Regions from separate parts of the Homo sapiens genome. Here regions 1 and 3 are each linked to region 2. A link is a loop called in an ENCODE intact Hi-C map of the cell type or tissue named here. Cell type or tissue: PC-3. All regions are shown on one strand. Links, peaks and the distances in the headings refer to the core of each region. The heading gives the core; the rest is flanking DNA.

The links. Hi-C counts contacts between places; a loop is a spot of excess contacts. Peaks named below come from ENCODE experiments on the same cell type or tissue, not always from the same donor. Only the 100,000 strongest peaks of a DNase experiment are listed, where the experiment ranks them.
Region 1: it touches region 2 in a loop (5-fold over the local background); 7 of 110 quality-filtered maps call a loop at or near these places.
Region 3: it touches region 2 in a loop (6-fold over the local background); 4 of 110 quality-filtered maps call a loop at or near these places.

Annotation. Positions count from the first base shown.
Region 1 is chr3:21,639,420-21,647,012 of GRCh38, forward strand. The region is part of intron 2 of ZNF385D (zinc finger protein 385D); the gene reads right to left. Among named protein-coding and RNA genes, the nearest start is that of ZNF385D-AS1, 100 kb to the left of the region's middle. In PC-3, for the core only: no CTCF peak of the experiment used is centred there; a DNase peak (open chromatin) is centred at 3,242; H3K27ac peaks cover 1,653 bases.
Region 2 is chr3:21,749,044-21,756,636 of GRCh38, forward strand. ZNF385D (zinc finger protein 385D) reads right to left here and starts at 2,167. Exons shown (of 8, transcript NM_024697.3): 1 at 1,852-2,167. The coding sequence starts at 1,873. In PC-3, for the core only: CTCF peaks have their summits at 3,100, 3,920 and 4,126; DNase peaks (open chromatin) are centred at 2,198 and 3,898; H3K4me3 peaks cover 1,918 bases; H3K27ac peaks cover 1,950 bases.
Region 3 is chr3:21,483,682-21,491,274 of GRCh38, forward strand. The region is part of intron 4 of ZNF385D (zinc finger protein 385D); the gene reads right to left. Among named protein-coding and RNA genes, the nearest start is that of ZNF385D-AS1, 55 kb to the right of the region's middle. In PC-3, for the core only: a CTCF peak has its summit at 1,039; no DNase peak of the experiment used is centred there; H3K27ac peaks cover 314 bases.

The sequences.
Region 1 (7,593 bases), core at 918-5,917, 110 kb before region 2:
AAAGCTAATATAATTTTTAACAAAATTGGAAAATTACTTAAAATGCAATTTTATATAATGCTTGAATTTATCATGAGCTCTTCTTTATGTCATTAAATATTCTTTCAAACCATTATTTTTTATGACAATATAAAATACAATTTTACTGATCTATCATAATTTGAAGATTCCCTCATTGGTAGACACTTGGCTTTTGTCCAGCATTTTGATATTGTAAATTAGCCTGCCTTATACCACCATGAATATTAATATTTGACCATCCTAACACTGCCTATGCATGATAGTCTCATTTTAATGAAATTCTCTATATTGTTCACATAAAAACCAATTGTGTTATAAACATGCCCTGCTTTAAGCAATTTTGATTAAAGTCTAATTATATATAATAGTTATAGATTTTTTATTTTAAAAATGTTCACCATGTGAGTCTGCTGAAGAGAAATTCCTTTACCATACTATTGTAGTCCAGAAAAAAGAAAATTGAGACCAAACATTTCAGACATAGTTTTATTATATAAGAAACAATCCAAAGACACTTTTAGGGTTTTAAATGATCTTTCTGGATTATTCTTCTTTTCCAGCACTTTAAGCTTTTAAAAATTTAAATTGTTAGCCTTAAATTATTTTCAATTTTAAAATCAGAATGCTTTCTTTCTTTCTTTCTTTAAAGTTTTCACTTATTCTTTTCTTTTCCAAGTCTTTGAGAAATAAAGAAGCCTGGACTCCACTCTGTGCTGTGAGAGCTTCACAGATCTAGAACTGGTCCTCTCAAGCTTTCTAATTCACATGTTATACTGCCATTAACATGGTGGAAATTGGGCCTTGTTCTTTGGTTCCCTGGCTTTTTTCCACTTTTTGATTGAGCCATGATAGTGACTAAAGAAAAGTGTGAAAATACATCCCGTTCCACACAAACCATGTTCTTAAGGTCTATCGCCAAATAATGGAAAAATCTGAGTCACCACGCTAGAAACTCAGATGCTTACTGTTATGGACTGAAGTTTGTCTGCCCCAGATTCGTATGATGAAGCCCTAACTTCCAGTGTTATGGTACTAAGAGGTGAGACCTTTGGGAGGTAATTAGGTTTAGAGGCAATCAGGAGGGTGGAGCCCCCATGACAAGATTAGTGCCCTTATAAGGACAAAGATACTAGAGAATCCTCTCTCCTGTGAGAATACAATGAGAAGATGATCATCTACAAGCCAGGAGGAAGTCCCTTGCCAAACACAGAATCTGCTGGCACCTTAACCTTAGGCTTTTAAGCCTCCAGAACTGTGATAAATGTCTGGTGTTTAAACCGCCCATTCTATGGTATTTTGTTATAGAAGCCAGAGCTGACTAAGACTATTTTCCAAATTTATTATAATTTTTCTAGGCACTGAGAAGCACAATGTCTGCTGAAGGTGAAAGTACCTCTAGCGACAGGGAGCTACCAATTCACTAACTATAACAATGACCTAGAATGTTTTGTGAATGTATTCTTTCGTGTTTGTGACTGCACATGTGAGAACCCACAGCTTTGCCTACTCAGAGGTATATGAAGGAGTGGGATGGTATGAAAATGGTCACTGTTAGAGTCTAAATGCCCTAAGTCACCAAATCAGAACACATATTCATAACCAAGACTGTCTGGATGCCCACCTTTATGTAGTAGAATGTCCCAAATTCTCAGCAATATCGTAAAGGCTGGAAGTAGAGTTATGGTTTTCCTGACGTGTTCTTGCTGTAACTATTTCCTCACAAGTTCCTGTGGTGAGCATCCTTCTCATTAGTCCACTTTCATCAACACTGGAAATCACTCCCTACCTTCCATTTTCCTAGTGCTCTTGGGTTTAGTTGAGTGTTAAGGAGTACCTAGAGCAAATTTTAATATGAGGAATGAAGTACAGTACCAGACAAGTTGGTGAAGAGGAATAGGAGGAGGAGAAGGAAAAGAGAGGGAGTGAGCAGAGGAGGGGGAGGTGAGAGGTATGTGGGGGAGTAAACCAATGAGGAAGAAAAATTATTATTTATTATTATTATTGTCTCATCACTGGGAATTTCAAAGGTTATATTCCTCTATTGTCTGGTCCCCTTGCTGTGTAACTCAGGCTGCTTTTTCTTGTTATACCATTATTACATCTCTCCGTTCTCTCTATTAACACATATCACCAACTCTCTATGACTGGACAATGTAAAATTTTTATCATTTTACTATGCAGAACAAGTCAGCTTTTTTTTTTTTTTTTTTTTTAATATAGAGATGGGGTTTTGCCATGTTGCCCAGATTGATCTTGAACTCCTGAACTCAAGTGATCTGCCTGCCTTGGCCTCCCAAAGTGCTGTTGATACAGGAGAGACAAAGAAATTATTTAGACAGATAGTGAGTGTAAAAGAGTCCTTGGTGGACCTTCCCTTTTAACAAAAAGCAGCCCCAAATCATTTCTTTTCTAACTAAGGGCATTCTAAAATATCAAGCTGCACACATAAATAGGCAAGCTGGAAGCTTGCATGGGGGAATGCCAGCAGCTGCGCCAATAGAAAAGGACTACCTGAAGGCAAGGCATGTCCAACATTGAGGCTCCTTCTTCCCTTTTCTTTGTCACCACGTGTACAGTAAAGAAACAGGCAACATGGCACTGGCCAGGCAGAAAACTCATCTGCATAATAAAAGATTAGGTTGTGGTGGCCAGATTTTCACACCCTATGCAAATGGCACACCTAGCCTTAACCAGTGTTTTGCGCTTTATGCAAATGACACACCTAGTCCAACCAGTCTTTTGTGCTATATGTAAATCAGACACTGCTTCCTCAAACTCATCCAAAAAACGCTTTGCATTCCATCGCAGAACTGGCAACCCATTTCTCCAAGACCCCTTTCTCTGCAGCAGAGAAAGCCCTTCTCTTTATTTAGCCTATTAAACCTTCCCTCTTAACCTCACTCTTTGTGTGTCCAAGTCCTTGATTTCCTTGGCATGAGACAAAAAACCTCGAGTATCACCCCAGTTAAACACTGCCACTTCACTGGGATTACAGGTGTGAGCCACCACACCCAGCCTCAGCTCTCCTTTTAGGCAATGTCCTTCCATAGCATGACATAACGTATCTTTTATAGGCCAAGATGCTCCTTGAAGTATTTTCACCCTACCTAGATTCAGTCAGCAACATTCACTAATTAAGAGAAAGCAGAGACTTCTGAGTATATACTTAACAGTATCGAAAGTGGTGACTCAGACATATATTTGCACACAAATGTTTATAAAAGGATTATTCACAACAGTCAAAAAAGCATAAATGGCCCAAATGGATGAATGGACGAACAAAATGTGGTTTATACTGTGCATACAATGGAATATTATTAAGTCTTTAAAATGAAAGAAATTTTGACACAGGCCACAAAATGGGTGAACCTTGAGGACATTATACTAAGTAAACCAGACACAAAAGGACAAACACTGTATAACTCCATTTATACCTCATACCTACAGTAGTCAAATTCATTGAGATGAAAAGAAGAATGATGGTTGCCAGGGTCTCGGGAGAGGGAGAAATGATGAATGCAGAATTTCAATTTTGGAAGATGAAAAATTTCTGAAGACAGATGGCGGTGACGAATGCACAATGTAAATATACTTACACTTAAAATGGTACATTTAAAAATGGTTAAAATGGTAAAGTTTATAGTATATCTATTTTATCACCAAAAAAAGAAAGCAGAAAAAAATGTATTTTAAAAAGCCAATGTTTTGAATTGTAAGACCTGGGCAATTGAGCCACAGTGTATAAAACCTCCATCATAAAAAGACAGATTGAGAGAAATGCATGCTCATGTAAGAGCTAATTTTCTCAGTTCAAAGGAAAACACCAATCCTTGGGGTGAAGAAGAGAGGAAAGAGAGGAGAAGGTAAAAAGCTAGCATTGGTTGTTAAATAAGAAGGTGAGTAGCAGAATGACAGGATAGCCATGTGATTTTTGGAGAAAATAGGCAAAAGGAAACTTGTTCCAGCTGTATCCTCCATCTTCACTCTACCCTAACACCAGGAAGGACTGGTGAAACAGCAAATACCCAGAGTTTCCTTGTGTTCACCATAGTTCAAAAGAAAAACATATGTCTGCATGAGAGGTAGGGGAGATCTAAGCAAATGAGTCTGAGTCAATCTCACAGAATCCCAGAATGCTCCTGTGACAGGGAGTTCAGTAAAATGAATTCTCATGCACCTCAGAGTAGCATTGACACTATTATTGCCTTAGAGATCCCTTTCAGTGTTCCAGATATTTAGAGTGTCATGGGAGGAATGACTGAATATATTTCAAAACACTTAATGATGTGTAGAAATGGCTGAAAGTGAGGTGATCCGCCGAGACCCTGTGGTTTAGAACTGTGGTGTCCAATGCTAGCCACATGATGCTAGTGGCTTCCCATTTGAACAGTACTGATACAAGACATTTCCAAAACTGCAGAAAGTTCTATTGTACAGTGCTGGTTTAGAACAAAGGGCAACAATAGCAACTTATGTGGCTGGACAACCAAGAATAATGTGGGATAGACTCTGAGTGCATCCCAGCTCTTGCCAGTACAAACAGAAAAGGACAAAGAACAGGATGTCTCCTGCCCCTTGACATTTTTAAAGCACCCAAGATTTAGGTATAGTAACTCTTCATTGAATGTTGTCAATGAGTTGTTGGAAATTGCAACTTTAAGCAGAACAACAGGCAGCAAACTAATTTTACTACAGGCTAATTTATATAAACAAGTTATGTTTCTATGGCATATTTCTGATTACAAAAACATCACCAAACTTCTACATAAAGACCAAAACATTTCTGATATTCAACATTAAAATAAATGTGAGCTATATACACATTTAAGAAAGATTAATGAAAGCAAGATAATTATTTACCCAGTTATTCCAGCTCAGGGTCACAGGTGGCCAGAGACTCTCCCCATAGCTCAGGGTGCAAGGCAGAAGCCCACCTTGCATAGGACACCATTCCATCACAGAATGCAGGTTCACACACAGTCACACTCACTCACACTGAGACAAGGTAGGCATGCCAGTTAACCTCACGTGAACTTCTTTGGGATGTGGGAGGAAACCAGAGTACCCAGAGAAAACACACGCAGACATGGGAGAAATGCAAACTCCACACAGTGGCCCTGGCCAAGAAATGACATTTTTTCTCTTCAATTTTATAGCAAGATAATGTTGAAGTAAATGATGCCATTTGAGTACCTGCTGTATATTCCAGGAAAGACTGAACACAATTAAAATTGTATCTTTACAATACATACAACGGAGGCTCAAAATAATAGACATTAAGTTCGGTTTGAAGAAAAAAAAGTAAATTTCCTGCATATGTACCTCCTGGATTAAAATTTATACTACATCACACAGGAATCACACTTGTCTGAGATGAAACAAGCCACATTATTGTGTAAAAGTGACTGCAACAACTTTTTTAAAATAAAAATTGTGTTCCAATCAGCACCTAGATGAAATGCCCAGCACAGTGCCTAGTTTATCTGCCTAGTTAATAGATGACACTCAAAACTGATTGCTTTTCTGATTACACGAAATAAAAGTACTATCTGAGAAGAAGCAAAATTCCCATGTCTACAAACAGGAAAGCTAACTTGGATAATAAGTGTGCAATGAGAGCCAAATGACCTTGAAGGCTTCTAAATCAGAAAACTCAGTATATGTTTGATGCAACGGTCCCTGAGAAAGTTTTATGATTTCAAAATCATATACTATATCAGGTTATTTTGCCCACTGGCAGTACCGGAATTGGCAAAGCTGTACTTTCAAATTCACACTAATCAGTTAACAGTTGTTGAAATCAAATTGCAGCCAAGGTTGTTAGAGTCACTGATAAAATAAACAGTTGTTGAGAGGGGGTGGCACAAGGCAGTGAGATCACACTAGCAGCTGGGACTCAGGGTGGGAAGATGCCTGGGAAGTCAGAAGGCAGTTAAGACCTCCACAACCTACACATTTGCAGACACTAGTTTAAGCTACTGACTCCTTTAGTCTTGAACTCTCCTAAAGGTGGGGGATCTTAACTGCATTTGCAATTACCAGAAAAGGTAAATAAATGGTAAACCGCTGAATCCACTGGCAATCCAAATTGCGAGATTTAAAGCTGGGCTGGGAATTTGAGAAAAATAGAGTTGGTAAATTAGCTACTTGGTACAACTTCTACAGATGTTTTTTTGTGAGCTCTGAGTTTCTGGAAAAGCTAAAGTTCCCTGCAGTCTCCACCTACTTCCAAAGCAGTCACCATGGCTCGCTGTCAGCCAAGTTTCCTGCCAACAGTCCCTGTGTGGGGGAAGGAAAGAATCAAAGAAGGACAACTGGACAAAGGTAGTATGACTTCATCCAACTAGATATTTTTTCTCCCTCATTACTAAGTCACAGTTCTGGGTCTTTTTTCAGTTGACCTTTTCTAGGTCCATGTTCAGCATTATGTATAGAGAAAAACTGTACATTTTCACCAGGAATGGTTTGTACTTGGTTATTTTAAAATTCAATATAGATGAGTTTCAAATTTGTCTTCTACCTCAAAATGCAGCAAATTCCAAGAATGGAGTTTAAATGAGCATTGTGTAAAAAGCTCATTCAAAGAAGCTCGGTCCTCATTTACAGGGAATGAGAAAATACCTAAAAAGAATGTGGAGGCTGAGGCCAAAGTGTCAGATAAGTTTTTTTTAAAGAAAGAAAACCTCAGGGAAATTTTTAAAAACTATTTTTCATTTTAAAAGTTAAGGAAGGGAGATGTATAATTTTTAGGGTGTCAAAACCGGCCATGTAAGTATATGCAATCATGGTTTTGATTATGGTTAAGTAAATGAAGAGGAGAGGAAACTGTCATACTTATGGACCTGCTTATTTGTGATTGCGCTTATTACTGTATGTACATCTCACAGTAATCTACAGACAGCTTACAACAGTGCTGCACACGATTAATCTGACTTCACAGTGAGACGCTGAGAAAGGTGAAGTAAGTGGACTGAGAGCCACAGCTCCCAAGGGCAGTGCTTGGATAGGAACTCAGATCTTTACCTTCAAAGGTAAGCTACAAATTCAAAAACTAATAACCACAGACTATTTTCAGTAGTAACTGAAACTAATTCAGCAAATACTAACTGAGTGTCTATTGTGTATTGACCACCTAACAAATAGTGAATTTTGGAAATATGTCAGACCTAGATAAACTCTGATAATCTTGACAACTCTTCAGTCTCCATTTACTTCAGAGGCAATTAGAAAGAAAGAAACAGGCCTGCCTTCACTTCTCAACCATCAGAGGCCTGTACAGACCCTTCCAGTTACTTTCCTTCCTTATATCATCTGGGAATGTATTAAACCTGCATTCTGGGCCTATGGCTTTCATACATTCGGTCACAAATAGAAAGCAATGTTAAGTCCTGGGTTGCTACCTGTAATGGCAGTCCTATCCAGCCCCTCTCTGTCTGATGCTAAGGCTCAATGAAATCAAGGCCAGACAGAATTGAGGACCAGTCCAAAGTTATTCTCTACTCCATCATTTATTCTAAGCTGCCAGTGATCTTTATAATTGGTAGCTAATTTCTTAATGGCATATCCAGTTTC
Region 2 (7,593 bases), core at 1,785-6,784:
GAGCAGAAAAACATTTCTTATACCAAAATTATGGTAAGACAATGTTCAAGACACTGAGGGCAACTTTAGCCTTGCCTTTCAAAGAGTAGAGTTTCATCTAAAGTAAGTAGGACATCACATTTCAATTCGTACTATTAAAAACTTGCATTACACAATGAAATTGATTACCCTATGAATCACTCTGCTTTACAAGAGGCTGAACTAGCATACAGTTAATAACACAAGCTAGCCCACTGAACATTTCTCCAATAGTCACACGATAATCCAGTCCAGCATGGATGGCCTTTGACCAGTACTTTTAGACTCTACTGCTATTCTAATTGGCCCTACTTCCTCACGACGATCACATAAGGAATTGTTTCAAGAGGGTGAAAATATAAACTAAAATTATAATCTGTTTCATCATCCTTCAGTATCATTACTGATGCTGAAATTGTATTTTGTCCAAAAGACCTATTATCTTTACAAGCTTTTCCATTTATGAAAATATATGCATGATAAACTCTGTTAGTGGCCAATAAACAAGCTTACCACCTCCATTACTACCCACTGGAAAGAGATGGTTTTTAACTACAGATTCTGCTTAAATTTGGCAATGCAATGAAATTGTTTCTTCCAAATCATTTTCAGCTATTTTAAGACTTCTCTTCTAATATGATACAAATTATAGGCAAATCAAAACTGTCAAGACAACTAAAGGCATTTAGCTTTTGGAACTTAGATTCCTTCCACACACTCTCAAGTGTCTCAAAGCCTAAAGGAAACAAAACAGAGCAAATAGTACATACAGAAATAAATTTCCAACAAACTAATAGTGCCCCAACCTAAGTTTATCTAAATACCTCTTTAATCTGAAAGAAGACGCTAGATTTAATATTTAAAGCAAACCAAGAAATCAGAGCATTTGCATCTTGGATACATTTCCTAGCCCCTCTCCAGTTGCTCTATCAAACCTTTTAATATCGCATAGATGCCCTTAAATGATGACGCCAGATAGGACTTACAGAAGGAAAGCATAACTTCAGAGAGGAGGAACAAATATTCAGTCCTTATCTTTGACTTCTTCTTATTTAGTGAAGGGGCTTGCCTCCTGTACTAGCAGTAAGTTGCGGCGTTAGAGTGCAAATGCACAGCTCCAAGCCCACTTCCAGTGCTCAACTGATAGCTCGGATCCAAGCCTCAACATGCTTTCTGGAAATGCAGGCAGCTCAACTGAAAACCTAACTGAGGTTTCTACCGTGGCACAAAACTGACCTGCACAAATATTTGACATCTCCGAGACCTCTAAAGGTTTCAAATAATATGCATTTTGTGCTAGGCTGCTCCTAGCTAGACAGAGCACTGAGATGATATAGAGAAGTGTTCTCAGCTGCTCAACCACACTGCTCACTAGACAATGTTTTCCTTTTCCGCCTCAGAACAAGAAAAACCAGCAAATACTGAATGAAATGCTCATATTGACTAAGCTTTCACAGCATCAATTGTATAGAAACTTTGTTTCACATTCCATTAAGTTAGCTCATGACTTCCCACGCTGCACTATTTCTCCTTCACCTAGCTAAAAGAGCCAACTTCATTCAGGCAAATCAAGGCAAAGTTTACCCCCCCGCCCCCTCCACATGTCCCTGTCTCTTTTCTTTTCCAACTTAAACTCATCCACGGCTAAATTAACAGCCCCAGTTGTGGCACAAAGGAAGCTTTGAAGGCTGCACCGGCTTGGTCCTCCAGTTGCCAACTGGAGGTAGGTTTAATGTAACATATTCTTGCTGCTTAAAGAATTTTTTAAGGGCTTGTCTGCACGGATGAAGAGCCGGACACCCCCAGAATTACATCATCAGAGTGAACACTCACCAAAATACATTATGTTTCTCATTAATCAGACAGCTGGAATCCCACCGCGGTGTCTTCAGCATCAGCTCTCACCCAAGGCTGGCACGTAGAGCAGAGCCCTTTCATGCTACATTCGGTGGAAATGTCCCCGGCGTGGAGAGCAGTGAGCGCCGAGAGCGTGCCTCCTCCGCGGGATGAGCGCCTTGCAGGCTGCCTTTCCAGGGCTAAGATCCCCGGCGGCTGGAGAGTGCGCTCGGGCTGCCTGCTGCACTGCCCATCCTTACTGTAATCCGACTCCTCCTTGCGATGTCCTTGCCGCGCCTGTGACATCAGGACTGAGAGTACTACAAGCAGACCCCTCCACCCCACCCCACCCCACCCTGGGTTAGCAGCCGCTCCACGAGGTGCTCCGACTGCCTGCCTGGACCAACCATGGCTCTCGGGAAGCTTTGACGAGCCCAGAGACTTGGGAAGGGGCGGAGTGAGGGGCGCGGGAGGCTCTCTTAAAGCGAGAAGAGTGTCGGGATCCACACAGGAACACACAGGAGAAATTCACCACTGTGCAGGAGGGACGTGGTTAAGGCGAGTTCTGCCATTAACGTGTAATTAGACAACACTTTTACCCCGCCCCTCCTGTGAATGCCACCATTCTCTCCAAAATTTAACCTCCTCTACCAAGTTAAAACGGCAGTACGAAGAGGGATGGTGCCGTGCTTGCATTCTCTTTGCTGTGGGCTTGAGGGTTTGTTGTTATTTTTTGTGATGTTTATATATAAGAGGAATAAAAGGAACGCCAGGGACCACTGCTAGGGTAATAGAGGTTCACACTTAGAAGTGATCACATCCCAGAAAGCTAGTACTTGGTGAAGTGTAATTTTTTATTTCTTGAGTGTTCCCTGAGCTATTATGTTGATAGAAAGATGTGAAGAAAAATAACTGGTGATAAAAGTCACCTCTCAGTTGCCCAGGACCAAATTTGCTGCCTCCCTTAGTAGGCAGGTAGAAAGCACACTGAGGCTGAAATGATCTTTGACCTCCTGAAACGGAGAGACGATTAGCCTGAAAGGCAACCAACATTGTGCCATAGTTAGAGTCCAGTCACCAATATAATATAGCCACACACACACACACCCACCCCCCTCCCCCCCCCACCACACACACACACAACGCTCTCATTAAATTTGAGATGAACGGTCAAGAAAGGCAAAGCTTAGCAAAGCCTCTGGCTCCTCCAATGGTATAATGAATTGCAGTCCTTATCTTACATAGAAAAGGATATTAGAAAGAAATCCCTGAAAGCTGTGCTGATTAATACTTAAATGCACAGCATGGAAAAAATAAACTCATACAGCAAGTTCCGTTTCCTAAGGACTCATCACTTTGGGAACCAATTTACGTACTGGAACATTTGAACTTATAAATTTCTATAGACATTTATGAAATTAAGAACCAAATATAAACAAAGAACTGTAGTCTATGGAAGAATGCAATTGATATATTTTTAATCTGGGCTTTTATAAAAGTGTGATAGCAAAGATTTCTACATTTTGATATTAAAATATTCTATAGCATTTCCTTACGCGATTCTATATCTCTTGGTGGATTTAATGTGCATAGAAACTAGGGGGCTGAAGCTCATAATAACGGCTTTCTGTGCAATCTTGCATAAAAGCTTAACTGTATTCTACCTCTGTGAAGAGTGCAATGAACAATATCCTCTCTCACGCTAGATTATAAAGAATTTGGTGAGTGAAAGTAGGTAAGCAAATATAAATCAGAAACATCACAGTGAATCTTAAGATAAATCTAGGGCTGTTCTTTTAGAAATACTCTTAATTTAAAGCCACCAGAGGAAAATTTACATAGTAAAGGATATTAACTTTTTTACTCCCTTTTAAAAATTAAAATAAAAACAATGTTACGGGAAAGTATTGAAGAAAATGCGTAAATGTTTTTTCCTTTTGGACAAATGGAAATTGTCCAAAAGTACAATTAGTAGTTCTTCCCTCAGGCAAAAGAACCATCTGTGGTAGAGCTTATTCATGAAGCCTGTAAGCTGCCTTGACCTCCTACATGTGCTAGGGGGCACTGTAGTTTAATGTTAGTGCTTTGGGTCCATTTGAGTTCCTGTAGTTGGAAGATGCAAGCATTGAGAGTTGAGTTTCAAATAGGAGATTTGAAACATTAAAGGACTACCTTAATCATTAATAACACGCTTGCATTTGCATGACATTTTACAGTTAAAAGGCACTTTCACATGTCATCTTTATTACTAACAAATTGAGATATAGAAAGGTGGATATTACAGATGTCACAAATGAAGAACCTGAGGCTCAGAGATGTTAAGCAACTTTCTTAATGATGTGATGAGTAAGAAACAGTTGTCTTACTATTTGTTTGTTGAATTTATATTACAGTTCTCCAACAGGTTTCCTTCTTCAAATAAATGTGCTATTTATAATGGCTCAGGTAAAAGTCACCCCCAATAAAACAATGTCACTGCATGTTCTAGAAACAAATATATCTATATGGTCACAAATACATCAGCAGGGAGCATCTGGTAATAGAACATGCCAATCTTTGCCTGGTAGTATACCCCAAAAAACAGCATGTAGCCTTTGAAAGAATATGGCATTCCAGAAACAATTGAGTGTAATATCTATACAATGTAATTCTGTTCAAACAGAAAAGGAAGATGCCCTTTTAAATTAAAGATATGTGCCCCTCTTCCCTGCAATTAAGGCTTATCTGGAATGTAGAAGCTTAAGATACAAAGTTGTTTATCTCTGGATGGAAAACAAGTGATGTTTGTTTTAATTGTATACTTTTTCCTGTTTTACATAAAACTATTTTATTTATTTGTATACATTTATTAAAAAATGCAACTTTGGTGGTTGTTGTTGTTGTTGTTGTTGTTGTGTGTGTGTGTGTGTGTATTTGCGTTTTGTACTTTGAGCAACATCTCCCTAATACTCTCACCCTGCAGCTCTGGTAACCATTTTATTCCTGTTTCTATAGAGTTTGACCTTTTTACACTCTACATATAAGTGAAATCATTGGGTATTTGTTTTTATGTACCTGGCTTATTTCACTTAAGACAACAATGTCCTCCAGGTTTATCCATATTGTCACAAATGAGAGGATCTTCCTCTTTTAAAAGGTTGAATAGTATTCCATTATGTATATATGCGACATCTTTGTTATCCATTCATCCACTAGTGGAAACCTTGCTTGATTCCTGTGAGTAATACTGCAATGAACATGGTAGTACACACATTTCTTCAACATATTATTTTTTTTAATTTTGAAGCATAATAATTTCCAAATGAAACCACAGCTGATCTTGGCTAGATAGAGGATTGTGAACATGCCAGCTGTGCCTGAGAGATGCTTTCATATGTCATCTCAAGGGAGCGACTTAGCAGCTTCTAGGGAAGAATCTGGTTCACACCCTGACCTTTACCTGTCTCTAAGAATCTGTGAGAACCTAGGAGCTTCTGAAGGTGAATTAAGTCAGTTCATCTGGGGTCAGCTGTAGCACCAACCTGCTTGCCAGATAAAATTATACCTAGCACTATTAAAACAAAGGATGCCTTCAAACCACTTACATATTTTGTATTAAAATATCATGGTTGGGTGAAAATTTTTTCTGTGTTCTAAGATCCGGGTAGCTGCCTGCCTTGACTCCTCATCTCATTCAAATATTGCTCAAAGGTTTATCAGTGTACTAATTCACTGTCTTTTTTTTTTCCAGTTTTAAAATGCCTTTGTCCCTCCCCTGACATTTCTTAACCTCCTTTCCTCCCTTATTTTTCTCCATGGCAACTATCATCATCTGACACACTATTTTAGACGTCTGTTTATTTTTGATTTCTCCTCACTGGAATATAATCTCAGTGAGGGCAGGGATTTTATCTGTTCAATGCTATATCTACAGTTCTTAGAAAGGTACCTGCTACTTGTCATTATACAATAAATATTTGTGAATGAGGGAATGAATGAATGAGCATCCTAAGTACAGCTGTATTGTGTGTAAGACATCATACTTTTCTATGTGCCTGAAGTCAGTTCTTTGAGGTTGGTTGTGTTTTGTGCAAAGTGTTCACACAAATTGAATTTGTCCATGCTTAGCAGCAGCTGCTCTTAAATTCCATTCAGTACAGATGCCAGATGGTACTGCAGGCCACAGTTTGTGAGTGTGTTTGTCCTTTCAAATTCTCATAGCTGCATGGAGCAGAGACTTAGATTCAGCATGAGTTAGCATAGCTCAGTTGTGTCTTCCATTGCCTCGCCCTTGGCTTTAGTTTAGTCCACCTTTATCTTTTATCTATATTGTAGCAATAAAATTGTATCCAGTGTTCCTGATTTCAGACTTGCCCATGTCCAATTCATTCTCCATATTAGATCCATTATCATCTTTAAAAATGGTATGATCATGCCACTCCTTTGCTCAGTATTCTTCACTGTTTCCGTATTTTATCCACCAAGGTCGTTAAGGTTTTCGACAACCAAGTCCCTATTCGCTTCTCCATTTGTAAATACTTTGTCCTTCACACTCTTCACTGTGTGAAACCTAAAGTATGGCTATAATTCACCTGAAGACTACATTCCCTTTCACCTGCTCTCTCTACTGAAGCAATCTGTAATCAATCTTTGGGTGTCTGTTTAAATATTATGTCTTCTGAGAACATTTTTCTCACCAAAAGACTAAATGAGGTGTTGTTTGTATTCTTTTTCACATAGCACACTGTACTAATTCCTACTATAGCATTTAAACTTAGTGTGGGAATTTGCCTTTACTTGTATGTAACCCAAATGAAAGAGGATTTTCTTTTTTAACTCCATGACCTCATACAAATCCATCGTTTAATGAACAAATTCATTATTTATCTATGAATTCATTCAACATTTTTGAATAAATTTAACATCTTATGAATGCCTATCATGTGCCAGGCATTACTCCAGGTGCTGGATGAAGAACGCTGCAGAAAGTGCAAAGGATAAATGGGGAATACACCTTATGAGTGCCAGGAAGAACAACAAGGCCAATATGCTAGAGTAGAGTAGATCTTAAAAAGCAAACCAAGAGTTGACTTCAAATAGGTAAGATGGAGCCAAATTCAGTAGAACTTTTTAGGCCATTAGAAATACTTTGACTTTTATTATGACTTACATGATATAACTTTGGAGCAACGTGATTTGACATGCTTCAACAAGTTCACTATGACTGACGTATGAAGAATTGACTAAAGCGAGCAAGGACAGATGTAAGGTGACGGGTTAGGAAGCCTTTGTAGTAATCCAGGAAAGAGAACATGGCTTGGACCAGGGAAGAAACAGTGGCGGTAGAAAAAGTGGTCAGATTCTCTACATGTACCAAAATGGGTCCACAGAATTCTCTGGTAGGTTAGATAAGCAATTTAAGATTTTTTTTAAAGTAGTGGAGTATTCACAATTTGAGGACTGAGCAAATGGAAGGACAGAATTTCCACTAATTCAGGAAAAAACTTTGAGAGAACTTGCTTTAGGGGAGGTTAGAAGGTGGTCAGTGTAGGGGCATGTCTGGTTTGTCATTCTTATTATATCCAAGTAGAAATGTTTCATAGTAGTTTGGCTATATGGGTCTGGAGCTCAAAGGAGATGTTTGGGATTCATATTTAAATTTGGAAGTCATGATTTTATAAATGATAATAAAATCCATGAGATCAGATAGTATCTTTTAGGAAGTATAGATTGAAAAAGGAGAAGAGGGTTAACACTAAA
Region 3 (7,593 bases), core at 918-5,917, 270 kb before region 2:
TCTTTTTATGTGCTTTTCATTGTACCATCTGTGCATTATTTGACAAAATGTCTGCTCATGGCTTTCGTCTATTTTCTAAGTGGATTATTTGTTTTCTTGCTGTCAAGTTTAAAGTACTTTTTATATATTCTAGATATAACATCTTTTCCAGATATGTGAATTAAAAAATTTTCTCCTGGACTAATATTTCTTTTTTGCAGACCATAAGTTTTTAATTTTGATGAAATCCAATTTATCTTTTTTTTTCTCTTACGGATCATGCTATTGGCATCATTCTTTGTCAGTCAGGGTCCAATCAAAAAAGAGAAACTGGCATCGTAATTTGGACAGGGGAAATTTAATGTTAACTGTAACAAGGGATTGCTTAATGACGATTGTATAGTAAGAAATAAAGACATCTCCAAATAATATATGAATAGCAGATATAAGGAGCAGTCATGCCTACCTAGGGCTGAAATAATGTGCTTAGAGAAAAGAGCTCACCCTTCCCAGGGCTGAGCTCTAGACCTTGTTGGACACGGTTTGACCGTGGCTCACTGAATGGTAGAGAGGTTGCCATGAGGCATCACAGGTGGAACTTGCTAACCCTCTAGGGTGCCAGTAGAAGTGGTTCATAGGAAAATGTCTCACTAGAGGCACAATGTTACAAAACTGCTTTAGGGGTGTGTTGAGAGAGGCCACTAGTCTGTGGGCATTTCTGGACACCATGCACTGCACAAGCTGGGCATCTTTCGAAGAAGCTATCTGCACCGCAGGAGTCTGGTCAGTGAACATCCAAGACCAAGAAGACAGACCTCTTCCTCCTGCGATGTCTCTCCAGTGCCCCCTGCTGACAAAGGTTAACATCATGCCAGCTTATAAAGAAGGATATGTAAAGGGTCTAGATCCATTGTCACAAGATGGGAATGGTCAAGAGTGTCCTGCCCTGCAGTTTTACCAGTGCCCTTTGGAGGGGGGACTGCCTCTGCTTGCATTAGTGCTGAGCACAAATAGCAGGACTCTTTGATCCAGATTCTGAAGTGTCAGGGAGGAGAGGGAGAGGTGTGGTAGGTTTGAGATGCTCTCCTGGAATACAGTGGGTATAATCAAAAGAGTCCCATCCTACAAGGCTGTCTCTTCCAAGTTTAGAATATGACTGAAAAGAGCAGACTTGTCTTGGGACTATTTTGTCTGAACCCATTGGTACTTCTAGCTTGCAGACTGCTCCTGTGCCCAGACCGGCATATATAGGAGGCAAACAAAACAAAATAAAGGAAACAAACCAAAAATGGGGAACTTATCACTGAGTCATCCTGTAAGTCTTGAGGCTGCTAGACAGTCCTACCTCTCTCCCTACTTCTCTTTCTTCAAAGTCTCCTAATGCTTGGCTTATGTGTTCTGTCCAGACTTTATATTCATAATTAATGCAGGAGAAATAAGGTGAAATGAGTTTACTCCATTTTCTTTTGAACCAGAAACTTTCCATGTCCTAAGTTTAAACTGAATTATTTGCTAGAAACACGTCAAGGTTTATTTCACATGTACGTGTTTCTGAGCCACAGTGTTACATGATCAGCTGGCTCAGGAAGATGCCTTCTAAAAAAATGCTTATCCTGATCCACAGGCTCACTTACTTGATAAAGCTGGAGATGGGTCCTAATGCAAACATTAGAGAGACACTTATGTTATTATGAAGGGCAAGCTCTACTAAATACTGGAGCCGACTTGAGAAGACAACTTGAATTGTCCTAAACTGCCAGCTGGTGGTGGCAAATGCCCATTAGGCATCATTGATTCTTACCTTTCTGGCACATCAAGGGACCTGGAATGCCTTGGCACTCTTTTCTGCTATACCATCATTTCTGCTCTTGCTAGGTTAGCTATCATCTTCCTCTATGTTTTTTTAATATAGATAACATCTCTTTGATTCCTCCTTTCACCATTTTTCCCATCTGTGAGGATTACAGAGAAGTGGGATATTCCACCTCTGCCTCAAAATTCTAATTCACATTAATAATAATGATCATAATAAATAGTAACAGTAACTTTCTATCATTTCAGAACACCTACTATGTGGCAGGCCTTATGTTAGAGGCCTTAATTGCATTATTGATCATCCTCCCTATGATTTGTTACTTGACAGATGAAGAAAATTAAATGGTACAGCTGAGATTAGAAACCTAATGTCTGAGTCCAAATCTCATCTTCTTTTCCCAAAAAAAAACCCTTTATCTGAATCCCACTACCACCATCACCACATCTGTACCACCCCTTTTGCCTGTACTTTTAGGCACACCTCACAGTATTTACATTTCAGTTTTCTCTACTAAGCAAGACTGAAAGCTCCTTGATAGCAATGAATTATCTTAAAACACCTACCTAACACAGGATCCTGTGTTAGGATTGGGTCACCAGCTGATGATTTTTATAGCTGCCAATTTAGAAGTTGGCCGTCTCTGAAAACTGGCTTAGCAGAGAGATTGAAACAATTTATCTAGAGAGTCACAAATTCAGCCGATGACCAGCTGAGTGGAAGTGATGCTCAGTGAATAATGAGGCTAATCTGACTGATGATCAAGATTGAGTCATGCATGCATATGAGCACCCAACTTGAAATGAGGTATCACTGTACGCATTAATTTATAACTACATATGAAGAAAAGGAGCCAAGTCTCATAAACCCAAGTGCTGGCCTTTCAAACACACACATTTCATTCAGAGACTCAAATTTGACAATGATACCTGATAAAGGCTCACATCAGTCATATCACAGCCTCCATCCTGATTACAAAGTGCATACTGTCCATTTCTCTGAATAGGATGCCATGTTATCAAAAGATGATAAATGTGCTTGCAAACAGGTAGGGCTAAAAAAATGCTTGCAATATTTCTTTGTGGTTTTGCAACAACAAACATCTTGACTGAATTTCCTATCTGCTGGGAAGTAAAAAGCAAAAGGCTTTAATGATCAGGAAAGTTCAAATGTAAAATATAAAAATGAAAGAATCTGGGCATTGGGACAGACATTAGGTCACATCTAGTACGACCACAATCCAGAGCTGGAAGTTGCTCCAAAATATTCCTAGCAACCAATCACATAGCCTGTATTAGAATTCCTCCAAAGTCAGGAAAATATCTAGAGTGCTCTATTTGATAGAATGTTTATTTGTTCATTGATTCACTCATATATTTGTATGATGACTATTCATATCATACTTTTTTTTAAACTGGCTAGGACCATGCAAAGCATTAGGAAAATAGCTATGAACAAGATACATATTCTTGAAGAACTTCTATTCTACTGGAAGTGGCAGACAATGGCAAAACCGAAAAATAAATGATTTACAAATGTAATGCAGGGTCCCACATGTGGTATCAAAAGCAAGTTCTTATTTATATTGAATCTAATAAGTTCCTCTGTATTTTTCACTGATTAGCTCTGCTATATACTTTCACGCCATTAGAATAAGGCTTTTCATTCCTCTACACTGTAACACACCAGATATTTTAGGACAACTCGCACTTTACCCTCAAGCTTTCCAGGAAAAATGCCTCCAGTGTTTTTTCTAACTCTTTAACATTCCATAAAATATTGTGGCCTTTCATTTGCTACTCTGATCCTACATTGTAGTGGGTTTTTTTTCTAAATGCAGTTCACAATTAGTTACTTTTGCTTATTATCACATTTGTTAGAATTAATTATATGGCCCCAATATAAATGTTAGAGGGGCTCAAACATGTAGGGGAATAATAGATATTTGGTAAGCACTGTCTCTACTTCAAATTACAAATCTTATCTAACATCATGATGGTAGGTCTAATAACACTATAATCTTCCTCATTGTCAATCCTATGTATTTACTGATGCTTCCAAATGCAATCACACACCATATAATATACTCATGCATAACATTAATATAGTCATAAAATGGAGAAAATTTGATTGAGGAATGAGAATCAAACATACTTGCTGAAAATATAATACACATAGCTAGATCACAACCTTCCCTAACAGAAGCAACATGCTTAGCACTCAGGATCAGTCCTCTGAAGCTGGATTTGCTGACGTCACATCTTGGTTCCAGCTAAATCTCTATCAGATGTGTAACTTTGGGCAAGTACCTAACTTCTGTGTTCCTTTGTATTATATCTTTATTCACAACATGAAATTAAAAATCTTTGTTGAACTTTTGCTAGAATTTAATGAATCAATTCATGTAAAACATCAGAATGCCTAACTTGTACTATGTGCTACAAATGTGTAAGCTATTGTTACTATTATAAGAATGTGCAATGCAAATGAAATTTCTTTAGTTGTTAAAATCAAGCCAGTTTTCCTCAAGAGCTTCCACAATGCTATATTGGAAGAGGATGGGTGGACGTATTTGAAAATTGAACTTACATATTTACATCGTCACACTCTTTCCTGGTTGAATAGTCCCTTTTGGATATATTTTTTTTTAACTATTTGAAACAGGGATAAAATTATATGTCTCGTTCCTTTCTTGTGCTTGATCTACCTCTTCCTTTTCCCTGCCATGTACTTCAATGAGGATTACAATTGTTGATAAGATTTCTTCTAATCTTGCAGTAAAGGCAAAAATGGAAACACAACTCTTATCAGGAAAAGGAGGAAGCATGCCAGGGTTTTAAATTGAATCTAATAAGCTACACACAGACACACAGACACACACACACACACACATACACTTGGGTAAAGCCTTCATTAAATTACCATACACCACAGAGATTCTAAATAACTGTATATGTGACTTTCATAATGCTAATGTTGAACTATCAGTTGAGGTGCCCAAAAGCATGCCAGTTCCACCAGAAGCTAATATTAATTTAGCTTTTCTAGTGGCCACATGTGTCTACATCTCTGGAGTAGAATCTTTTACTACTCTCTCATGAAAGCAAAATTCTTAATACTGTTCTAGTGAATTTGACTCTCTCTGTGAGAAACCATGTGTATCCTCCCAATCATCCTGAATCTCAGCTTTCTGTCCATCCATTGTAATAGCTCTGTAGAAACAGGATAGAAATGGCATTAAAAAAATGGCAACTGGAAGAGACTTAGGCCCACTGGTCAGTTTGCTACTTTAGTCTTGGCTATTTTTTTCTTAGGCCAGAGTTTTTAAAGCATGAATAAATCTAGTCAGTTTCAGCTCTCTGGAAGGAAAGTTTCAGCATTTATTTGTTTAACTTTCCAAAGCAGTCCAAAAGCATTACCTGAAGGTAGAACTTAGAATTGGATTTCTAGTCCCAGAGGATACCATTGTTGCCGCTAGAGTCAGTCTAAAGCCCTAGCAGGTAACGAGCACATTTGCAGTTAGAGTCTATTAATAAACTGATGAAAGCTCACTGGTTAACAGCCGAAGAATGCCATTTAATGCTCTCTTTTGCTTTTAATGGACTGAAACCTGTTAAAATGCTGCTAAATAATAAGGCAAATTTTTCTGGCAGTTGATAGACTAACAGAAACACACACACACTAAGTAGAGGGAATGATTCCAATAAGCTCTGCACCAAAAGCAGCTGCAACGTAGCAAAGTTAGAGTCTACACGGTCCAGGAAGCCCCAAAGAAAGACTGGAGATAGAACTCAAGATGTTCCATTCAGATAGAACTTCTATGATTACATTATCAACTTTCCTGGGGCTATTAAATCAGTGGAGCAAAAAATAGGCACATTTGGTCCATAGACAGAGAAAGCTGGGTATAGCAAAGAGAGGATTTAAATGGCACAGCAGATGTCTCAGGGCTCTCGTATCAGGTGCATGCTCTAAAGGGCTCTTCTGAGGGCTCTAATGCAGAAAATGGCTTATTGAGCACAAAAATGAAAGAAGTTAGGGGATAGAGTTTTAAAGACTTTCCTCATTCTTTAACTTCCCAGATGGGTTATTTCTATCTATTTTTAGACATGTGATGTCAAACCAACCAATTGATGCAGTCATTTCAGTGAGATTTTGGCTTTTGTGACACCTGTCTGGATTCAACTTCACTTATCAACACTAGTGTTTTTCCAGCTAGAGGCATTCATTTATCTGCCTCATATCTGCCCCATCCTGTGCTACAGGTTGCCCTTGATGGGCAATGGGTTATGGACCTCTAGAAGTCTAGGAAGTTCCTGGTTCCAGACCTCCAGCACATTGTGAAGCTCCTGGTTGGGTCAGAATGTGGCCTAATATGAAGGGCATACCAATCTTCTGGTTATGGAGACCTCTTTCTGACTTCCTTCTTTGTCTGGACCTGAACACAACCTTCTTCTGACCACTTGAGAGGCTACCATTCATCCTTTACATAAGTTCCTAAAATTCTTTTGCTTCAAACACATGGCTCTGGTTTGAAGCAAACACATAGCTTAAACCTTATATAAATCTGAATTTAGCCTCTGCTTTCCTTAGCTATCATTATCAACATGTCTTTCCTATTGTCCCAGTTTTTCCTTTGCTCTCCAACTCTTGTTGTCCTGACTCATCTCTTTTGTATTTTTTATATTTTTATTTATTTATACTTTTAGAGCTGAGGTGTCTAACTCTGCCACTAAGGCTGGATTGCAGTGGTGCAATCATAGCTCACTGCAGCCACAAACTCCTAGGCTCAAGAAATCCTCCTACCTCAGCCTCCTGAGTAGTTGGGGCAACAGGTGTGTGTCACCACGTCTGGCTCTTCTTTTGCTCTTGCTGTTATTCCAATCCAAAAAAAAATTTTCAAATAAAAAATATCATGATGCTAGGTTTAATTCCCACCTCACGTGCTCTTCTTACAATACAATGTGACTGTCACTCTATCATCATCAGATGGAATCTATCCCCTACCCCTTTATGCCTGTCTCAACCAATAGAGTATGATGAGAGGGTGTTGTGACTTTACAGTAAAAGTCATAAAAGGAAATACAGCTTCAGCCTAGCTGTCTTTTTGTAACTCAGATGTGATATTGTGAAAAAGCCTAGGCAATATGTATGGAGAGGTCACTAGTGGGTACTCTGGCAGACAGCCCCAGCTGTGATATGACTGATGTGAGCCTTTATCAGGTATCATTGTCAAATTTGAGTCTCTGAATGAAATGTGTGTGTTTGAAAGGCCAGCACTTGGGTTTATGAGACTTGGCTCCTTTTCTTCATATGTAGTTATAAATTAATGCGTACAGTGATACCTCATTTCAAGTTGGGTGCTCATATGCATGCATGACTCAATCTTGATCATCAGTCAGATTAGCCTCATTATTCACTGAGCATCACTTCCACTCAGCTGGTCATCGGCTGAATTTGTGACTCTCTAGATAAATTGTTTCAATCTCTCTGCTAAGCCAGTTTTCAGAGACGGCCAACTTCTAAATTGGCAGCTATAAAAATCATCAGCTGGTGACCCAATCCTAACACAGGATCCTGTGTTAGGTAGGTGTTTTAAGATAATTCATTGCTATCAAGGAGCTTTCAGTCTTGCTTAGTAGAGAAAACTGAAATGTAAATACTGTGAGGTGTGCCTAAAAGTACAGGCAAAAGGGGTGGTACAGATGTGGTGATGGTGGTAGTGGGATTCAGATAAAGGGGTTTTTTTTTTGGGAAAAGAAGATGAGATTTGGACTCAGACATTAGGTTTCTAATCTCAG